2 separate regions of the Homo sapiens genome follow, and region 2 is linked to region 1. A link is an interaction called in ENCODE POLR2A ChIA-PET data of the cell type or tissue named here. Cell type or tissue: A673. All regions are shown on one strand. Links, peaks and the distances in the headings refer to the core of each region. The heading gives the core; the rest is flanking DNA.

What was found. Peaks named below come from ENCODE experiments on the same cell type or tissue, not always from the same donor. Only the 100,000 strongest peaks of a DNase experiment are listed, where the experiment ranks them.
Region 2: POLR2A ChIA-PET joins it to region 1 with 11 read pairs; 1 of 35 experiments calls an interaction of 5 or more read pairs at or near these places.

Annotation. Positions count from the first base shown.
Region 1 is chr2:176,612,275-176,617,076 of GRCh38, reverse strand. It overlaps LINC01116 (long intergenic non-protein coding RNA 1116), which reads left to right. Exons shown (of 5, transcript NR_188023.1): 5 at 3,297-4,802. Among named protein-coding and RNA genes, the nearest start is that of MIR1246, 14 kb to the right of the region's middle. In A673, for the core only: no CTCF peak of the experiment used is centred there; DNase peaks (open chromatin) are centred at 2,836, 3,256 and 3,506; H3K4me3 peaks cover 779 bases; H3K27ac peaks cover 2,595 bases.
Region 2 is chr2:177,242,644-177,247,445 of GRCh38, reverse strand. All of the region lies in intron 1 of NFE2L2 (NFE2 like bZIP transcription factor 2), which reads left to right. Among named protein-coding and RNA genes, the nearest start is that of MIR3128, 11 kb to the left of the region's middle. In A673, for the core only: no CTCF peak of the experiment used is centred there; a DNase peak (open chromatin) is centred at 2,235; H3K4me3 peaks cover 220 bases; H3K27ac peaks cover 3,329 bases.

The DNA.
Region 1 (4,802 bases), core at 341-4,340:
AACAGGAGCACCTAACCCAGCCAGCTTCATGCCACCAGACAGCCAGGAATGGAGGGATGTGGTAGTGAGGCATGGCTTCCAAGTGGCGGTGATGTGGAGCTGTCTTGAAGGACATGTAGGAATTAGTCAAGGGAGAAATATAAGAAAAATACTTTATAGTGTCTTTTCCAATATTAGAAAATAAAATAATTAAGACAGATGTTAAAGCCAGGAAACATTCTCTTCCTTGAATATTCTCTTCCTGTGTGATACAGTTTGGATGTTTGTCCCCTCCAAATCTCATGTTGATATTGATTGCCAGTGTTGGGGGTGACTGGACCATGGAGGCGGATCCCTCATGAATGGTTTTGCATCATCCCCTTGATGATAAGTGAGTTCCCACCCAGTTAATTCATGAGACATCTGGTTGTTTAAAAGTCTAGGACCTCCCCGTCTCTCTTTCTTGCTCTAGCTCTCACCATGTGACGTGCCTGCTTCCACTTCTCCTTCTACCATGATTGGAAGATTCCTGAGGCCTTCACCAGAAGCCTAGCAGATGCTGGTGCCATGCTTGTACAGCCTGCAGAAACATGAGCCAATTAAAGCCCTTTCGTTTATAAATTACCCAGCATCAGGTATTTTTTCATAGCAACGCAAATGGCCTAATACACTGTGCATTTGGCAGGAAGCTGTTGCTGGTGGTCTGGGGGACTGAATGATTGAATAAGCTTTCAATTTAGGAAGCTCTTGAGAGAATTCTGTAATAGCACTTTCCAGTAGAAATATGTGATTCACGAATAGAATTTTAAATGTTCTAGTAGCTCCGTAATAACATTACAAAAAAAAAGGTGAAATTCATTTTAATAATCTTATATTTCACCCAGTATTTCCAAAATATTATCATTTCAACGTGGAATCAATATAAAAATAATGAGCTATTTTGCAATTTTGTTTTTATATGAAGTCTTCAAAATCTGGTGTGTATTTTACATGTATATGTTTCAATTTGTACCAGCAAATTGCAGAGCTCAATAGCCACATGTGGCTAGTGGCTCTTATATTGAGGAGTCCAGTTTTATAACATCAACATTAAATCTCACCATGGTCACCAATGAAAATGAACCCAGAGTATTCTGGCTGGATTTATTCATGATAACTAATCCCTCACTTACATAAACAGTGTATGCTTCAAGAAGGGAGAACAAAGATTCTGTAAAGATCTATGTCCTAGGCATTTCTCTTATATTTGACAGCCAATAGTGTTTATGACAAGCCCTATACTTCATAAGCAAGCTATGACACAGTATTGTAAATACAAATGTTTTAACTGTGGGTATAGTAAAAGCATTTTGGGCTTCCCAGATTGGCTAGATTCCACCATCACTGGGGCCTGTTTGTGATTATGCATCTATGATACAACTCAGAACCAATTATTCCATCATAAAAGGCATGGTCAAGGCAAACTCTCACACATAATGTCACCTGTGATCATTTTTTTCTTACTGAAATAGCTGCAGTGCTGTTGTATACAAGCGTATTTCTTTTAATGAGATAAGACAAAATGATAGCATTGAGATGAGAGACTTGTAATGACTTCCCACTGGGAGCAATGATCTCTGGTTCTTAGTTTCTCCACCTGTGAAATGGCAGTAATAATTTTGGCCCTAAGGTCTTAGTACCATGAGGATATGAACAAATACTTTTCATTTGTCTGATTCTCAGTTTAGCACAGGACTTATGATTGCAAAAGTATTTCTTCAATCTCCAGAAGTGTTTGTGAGAGAGAGGGCCATCCAGTGAATTACTTTTTCTTTATTTTCTTTAGTGGGTCACTCACAGTTTGTGACAAGAGCATTAGCAATTGCATAGCTGGTGCCAGGGGCACTGTGGAGTCATTGAGGAAGTCACTGTTAGCTACAACCCGTATGAAAGCCAATTACTCTCTAGAGAGGCAACATGCCATCCTGAGAGAATACAGGGCTGGTGCCTCAAAGTTTTTCCACAGACAAGGTACGCAGCCTGGGGCAAACTATTTTAACTGCAGCTTTCTCAGCTGTGAAAAATGAGAATGGCAATCCTTACTGCTTTGGAAGAGAGTTGTGTTTATTAATTAGTTTGTATTTCAAAGTGCTTCACAACTGGAAAGTTTCACTATTGGATTAAGGAAAAATTTCCTTTCATTTTATCCCTCTCCACATTAGGATGAAAAGAAACTGTGCTTGCTGAGGCTGGGAGAAAAACGGAGGGGATTCAGGCAAAAAAGCTAACAAACCTGACTTCCATGGTAGTGGCTCATTTCCCCGGCTGTAAGATGGCACCCATTAAAGGGAGCTTTGTAAATTAGGTATCTTAAAGGGCAGCCAAACCTGCCATCTGAAGAATTACTTTTGTTTTAGACTTAATTTTTATGATTGCTTCAAGAAAAAAAGGGAAAGAAAATGAGCCAAATCACACTGTGATAGGGGATTTGAAAATGAGAAGTAGCATAAACAATATCATGTTTTCTTGCCTGAAAAATAGGAGGTTGGATCTGCTTATATGCCAGCCTTTAGACTCTCAAATCTCCTTGTTCTATTTCTAGCTTATCTCGGTAGGTCCACCAGTATTTTCCTACCAAGTGTTCTACTATCATTAATTGTTTAAAAAAAGAGAAGAGAGAGAATTCATTTCTATTCTTCTTGTGGCTGTCCCTTAGTTTTTCATTTCTCCTTCCATACTGGGGAATACAGGTGCCTGGCCAGGGACTGCACTTCCAAGCCTCCTTTGCATCTAGCTGGGTCATGTGACAAGTTCTCGCCAATGGAAAATAAGCAGAAGTAGAGTTTCTAAGTGGCTGTGCCTTTTCCAGTATCTCTGGGGACTGGAAATGATTCTGAAGCCATAGGGAAAAGCCAAGCCTCAAGAGAGAAGGCTGAATCCTTTATCACCACATGGAGGAAAACCTCCCACAGATAAGGAACATCTGCTTTGGATTGTTATCTGAGTGAGAGAGAAACTTCTGTTGTGTGAAGTCGCTGGTATTTTGAAGTTTATTGTTAATAGCAGCTAATGTTACCCTAACACATATACTGCCAAAGCTGACACTCTTCCCCAAAGTTTCCATTATAGTTGTCTTTTCCATGTCAGAACTTGAAATTCCTTTAGGACTTTCGTGACATTCAATATAGTGCAGGACATGTAAGGTATTTAATAAATGCATATGGAATTGAGGAAGGAAGGTATAAAGGAAGGGAGGGAGGAGGGAGGGAGGAAGGAGTGGGTGAATTAATGTGTATGCATTTAATGTGACTCACTTATTTTCTTTTATGCTTTTAAAGCCAACATGTCCATTTCCACCCTCCACCCTCATTCTCACATTAAGCTATGGAGAGGGGGAATATTTGTACTTTTTTCATGGTCTTCCAAAGGATGGACATACTACTGCCACGAGAGAAATTGCTGGTCAGAGAGAAGCAATTCCTTAGAGAAAGCAACCCACATATCATCACCCAAGAGAGCTGAACCATTGCCAACATCTCCATCAGGAACTTGGAAGAGTTTTCTGTCTTCCCAACACAATAAAACTGGAGACACGAGCATGCAGAGCTCCAGCCAGCACAATTACATAAAGCCAAAGCACATTATCACTTGCAGGCTGCAGGATTTATGGCCAACTATGATGGAAAATACAGAGATACTTTACTTGTCTGAATTCAACACTCAAAAAAGATAGTATGTATTATATTAATGATAGAGAAAAGTTGTATATATTGTACTTTTTCTAATGAAAACCTTAGTAAACAGAGCAGAAACAGATGCCAGCATCTTAGAGAAGAAAGAAAAATGGAAAAGATTGCCAGTTTGCTCCTCTTCAGACAATATGCAATTGCTGTTCTTGTTGAAAAATTCCTTTCAAATGCATTGAGGCAGCATTTCTATTTTGGTGGTTTTCTGCATTTGAGTTGCTGCTTCTAACTTGAGTGGAACAGAGAAGTTTGTATTCTCTATGGGTGTCTGCTGTTCCAAGTATGAAGCAGTGAAGCTAAAATCACTTTACTTCTAGAAACCTGTGATTTCCATTTGCCATGAGGTTAGCACTTCCTCTGGCAGTGCCTTTGCCACGAACTGTCATAGAACCATGCTGTTTATCTAGCATAGCATTCTTCTTTATCATAGCTGCTTACCACTTGTTTCTGCTCTGGAATGCACCCTGTACGTGCAGGTTATGTGGTGTCCTGGCCCAGTGCTGGCACACGGTGAGCACTCACAAAAATATTGAAGAGCTCTCTTCAGGTTGTAATTTTATGTTACCAATGTTTTTACACAGTTGGTTTGCATTATGAGTACACAGTGAGAAGGTAAACCAGTGTGCTGTTTGTCTATCGTTTCCAAATTTTGAATTATTTAAATACATGTTAGTGAAATCACTGTTTATCAGAACCAAAATTGCAATCTTAAAACTTCTGCAAGATAGAAAAGATTGTTTAACAAAGGAAGGAAAATATTACAAAAACAGATTTCTCTCTTAATTTTGTCAGTGCTTGGACTTGGTCCCCAAATCTTAAAAGTGAATTTGTTTCCAGAACACCTGAAACAGAGACCACATTTTTATGTTTGCCTTTTTGCAGTGAAGTTTACATTAGGGAGCTATATTTTCCTTATATTTATTTTTAAATCATTTGGGCTTTCCAATAAAATAGCATTCTCATTTTCTTCCCTCTTCCCAGATTAATGCATTTATTATTTTAATGCATGAAGGGGTCCACGTGGCGCTATGGTTGGTGGCTGGGATGCTCTGGAGTGGTGCGCTTGGAAAACAATGTGTTATTTGCACTTGAGAAAAT
Region 2 (4,802 bases), core at 386-4,385, 630 kb before region 1:
TTACGATCCACCTGCCTCGGCCTCCCAAAGTGCTGGGATTACAGGCTTGAGCCACGGCGCCCGGCCTTTATTCCTTTCTTTGGCCTCAATTTTATTGTTAAGAGATAGTGGGAAGGGCCCAATTTTGAAATGATCCTGGAATTAATGTAGGAGGCCTTGTATAAGCAGTTAATGTGTATTTATTGAGTGGGTACCCTGTGCCAATATGATACAAGGTGTGAAGGACACATGAGTTGGGAAAGGCATGGGGAAATGCACGCTCACACTGCTGGTGCGAGTGTAAAAGGTACAGTCTCTATGTAGGGCTATTTGGCAGTATATACTCTTTGACCCAGCAACTCCACTTTTAAGTATTTATCTTAGGGATACCCTCACACATTTATGAAATGATTTATATACAAGGATATTCATTATAGCAATATTTGTAATGGCAAAAAGAAACAAAAGTCAGATGGGGGACTGATTAAATAATTATGTTATTAAGTAATACTGTTTCAGTACATCTGTGTAATGAAATAATGTCCAGTCATTAAAAATAGTGAGGCAAAGTCTGGGTGCAGTGGCTCACGCCTGTAATCCCAGCACCTTGGGAGGCTGAAGCCGGAGGATTGCTTGAGACCAGCCTGGGCAACATAGTGAGACCCTGTCTGTACAAAAAAAAAAAAAAAAAAGTAAAATATTAGCCAGGCATAGTGGCACATGCCTGTAATCTCAGCTATTCAGGAGGCTGAGGTGGGAAGATTGCTTGAGCCCAGGAGGTTGAGGCTGCAGTGAGCTGTGATTCTGCCACTGCACTCCAGCCTGGGCAACAGAACAAGACCCTATCTTAGAAAAAAAGAAAAAAAAGAAAAAGGGACAACTTACAACTCTGTGCCCTGATGTAGAACCATCTCCAAAATATATTAAATGAGTGTGGGATACTATGCTTATATGCGATTGTGTGTATTTAATGGCTTCCTAAGAAAACAAAAAAAAACCTGATACTAGTGATTGCCTTGGAGGAGGGTAACTGGGAAATTACTTTTGCAACTTTTAAATCTTATACCATGTACACCTGGTATCTATTTTTAAAAAGCCATTTTCATGCCCTAAATGAGTTTAGTCAGACCATAGTAAGAAAATCCTGTAAGACATACAAAGTATGGGGTAATTACTGGCTTTATGGGAAGACTGATTTCAATGCAAAACTCTCCCTATGCAAGGGAGTTGTCCTGATTTCAATGCTAAGCTCTCTTTAGGCAAGTTACGTTGGCCTGATTTGCCTGTTAAGTCGTATGGGGCAGGCAAGTCTGAGTGTCCAGAGGGCAGACCTTTAACTCTTAGTTTCCTGCCTTGGGAGAAGGCACAGGGCTAAAGTGGTTTCCAGAACGTGTCTGTTGTGGTGTGAACACCAAGGAGCAGTGGACAAGCTTCCCAGGCTCAAGGTCAGAAGGTCTGGACTGGAGTCCTGCCTCTGCTACTTGGTGAATATGTGATTTGGGGCAGGTTGCTTAATCCCCGAAGCCTCAACGTGTTCATCTAGAAATGAAGATTACAGGCTGGACGCAGTGGCTCATGCCTGTAATCCCAGCACTTTGGGAGGCTGAGGCAGGCAGATCATCTGAGGTCAGGAGTTCGAGACCAGCTTGGCCAACATGGCAAAACCCCATCCCTACTAAAAATACAAAAATTAGCTGGGCATGGTGGCAGGTGCCTGTAATCCCAACTACTCGGGAGGCTGAGGCAGGAGAATCACTTCAACCCAGGAGGTGGAGGTTGCAGTGAGCTGAGATTGTGCCACTGCACTCCAGCCTAGGCAACAGAGTGAGACTCTGTCTCAAAAAAAAAAAAGACTACAATACCTGGCCCAACTCCCTCATGCTACTGTAGTGAGGCTCAAATGAGATAGCACCCATGAACACTCCTGTAAACCATGAAGTATGCAAACACCAGGTGTAATAGAAGCTGTTAGGTACCTGTGAGGCCAGCAGACAAGAGCAAGAGATGCTAATTTAAAAAGAATTAAGGTGAAGCAAAGATCTTTTCCCTCTGCCAAATAACTTGGCAAGAGTTGTAAAATTAGAAAAGTAGACCCTTAGTAGTTTGATAATCCTTTGACCTCTGACCCTGCACAAATGATCTCACCCTTTAGACCTGTTCCCTTATTTGCAAAACAAGAGGGGCTGTCTGGGTGATTCCTGTGGTCCCTTCCAGTTGTAGCGTTCCGTGACAGTGTGGCATTAACAGTAATTCCCATCTTGGCTGAGATGGATGAGTCATACTAACTGAAAAGTCAAAATACGAGGAAGAAGTCTCTTTATGTATGAGAATTTTCCTTGAGCTAGAGACTCAGAGCCTCTTGGGGAGGAGATGAGGGAAAACATTGCCACCACCAAGAAGGGAGACGAAGGATGTATAAAGAGAATGGAGATGTATTTACTTTTTTTTTTTTTTTTTTTTTTTTGAGACAGAGTCTCACTCTGTCCTTCTGGCTGGAGTGCAGTGGCACGATCTTGGGTTACTGCAATCTCCACCTCCCAGGTTCACGCCATTCTCCTGCCTCAGCCTCCCAAGTAGCTGGGACACAGGCGCCCACCACCACGCCCAGCTAATTTTTTGTGTTTTTAGTAGAGATGGGGTTTCACCGTTAGCCAGGATGGTCTCCATCTCCTGACCTCGTGATCCGCCCGCCTCGGCCTCCCAAAGTGCTGGGATTACAGGCGTGTGCCACCGCACCCAGCCGAGATTATTTACTTCTTGTGTGTTCTTGCCATCTCCATAGCCTCCTTTGCTTTCAAATGCCCACTTGGGCTGGGCCTTTGGAAAATAGATTTAACCCTTGTTTATTGGAAGGATATTCACACAGTAGGCCAGTTATACACTTTGTGGCAGTCGTTACCTCTTCTGTGAGGTCTTTCTGTGCAGATTTAGTGGCACCTCCTCCATGCTGCCTGGGCTTCTACTTGCTTCTCATCACTTTGTCTCATAACTCAGATCAGAGACTGTGTCTTACTCATCTTTGTATCCCTGGCATCTGAGGGGGTGGTATCTGATGGGTAGATGGATTAGTGATCCACTTAGGGTATTTACACTAATCTTGTTGATCTTGACTACTACCTTTATAACCACCACCATTCTACAAGTTTTAACTTTTTTTTTTTTTTGAGACAGAGTTTTGCTCTTGTCACCCAGGCTGGAGTGCAATGGCGCGATCTTGGCTCACTGCAACCTCTGCCTCCCCGGGTTCAAGCGATTCTCCTGCCTCAGCCTCCCGAGTAGCTGGGACTACAGGCACCCGCCACCATGCCTGGCTAATTTTTTTGTATTTTTAGTAGAGACGGGGTTTCACCGTGTTAGCCAGGATGGTCTCAATCTCCTGATCCTGTGATCCACCTACCTCAGCCTCCTAAAGTGCTGGGATTACAGGCGTGAGCCACCGCACCCAGCAAGGATCTTTTTTTTTTTTTTTAAAGCTAAGTGTTTTATACATATAATAATATTGTTAATAAAATGTATCTAAAATTCATACCACCAGCACACAAGGTCTCCGGCTAGCAGCAGTAAATGGCATTTAGTACTTACTTAGCCCCCAAGCCTGGATGACTGACTATACTGACTTATTATTACTTTTAGCTATTTGTAGGTAGTTACATCTGAAAATTGACCAGGCACAGTGGTTCATGCCTGTAATCTCAGCACTTTGGGAGACCAAGGCAGGAGGATCAGTTGGGGCCAAGAATTTGAGACCAGCATGAGTAACATAGCAAGAACCATCTCTACAAAAAATAAAAATTAACCAGGCATGGTGATGCATGCTACTTGGGAGGCCAAGGTGGGAGGATCACTTGAGCCTGGGAATTAGAAGCTGCAGTGAGCTAGGAAGGTGCCACTGCACTCCAGCCTGGGCAACAGAGCAAGACTCTTAATCTCTTTTAAAAAAAAAATCTGAAAAGGACCCCAAGGATTGAACTTTATCTTTACATTTATCTTTACAAATCCAGGATCAAAAGAGAGGGTAAAGGATCACTTGGGGAGTTTAGAAGTGGCAGAAGTATCTGTAGAAGCCTTACGGTGTGAATGTGCTGGATTGTGTGTGCCCACCCTCATGGGGGACTTCCTTGGAGGATGAGGGTACACCAGCATGGGCAGCAAAGCTGTTTGACCTCAAGGTGGAGATCTGAGCCACCTGGTCAGTCCATGCCCAGTTAATTTCTATGGAGGTTTGGTAAAGTAGGTTAGGGAGTTGGATCCAATGTTCCTGAAGTTTCTGTTGGTAATATGGCAGGGGTCGGGTCGGGTGTGGGGAGGGTTGGATCATTCTAAGGGCAGTACAAGACCTAATCCCAAAGGTGAGAAGTTCCTCTCTGTGGAGGACAGCATTTAGAACTCAATACATACATGGCTTGTTCAAAAATGGGGAAGAGATTAGAAAAATTTATCCTAATGTTTGCTTGTCAAACCAAGCCATTCTCTCAGCAAAGTAGTGAAACCCTTACATAAGTCCTTTGAAGCCTAGCAGCAGTATCCTACTCAAACACAAACCACCAAAAAAAAAACAAAAAAAAAACAAAACCTCCTTGGGGACTCAGATGTGAACCTCTCATGGAAAATTCAGTACCATGTGCTTTTTGTAGCAGGTAGGATCACCTGCTGTTTTGGAAATTAACTTTTTTTCTGACATCTTTTTGACCGAACTCTGCATGTGCCTCTTGAGAAAATAATCCAAATTCTTGCTTTCTTCACTTTCCAGTTTTGCTTTATCTTTGCATCATGCTCTGCAGTTTACAGACAAGCATAATGGGTGAGAGTTCCAGTAAATTGGC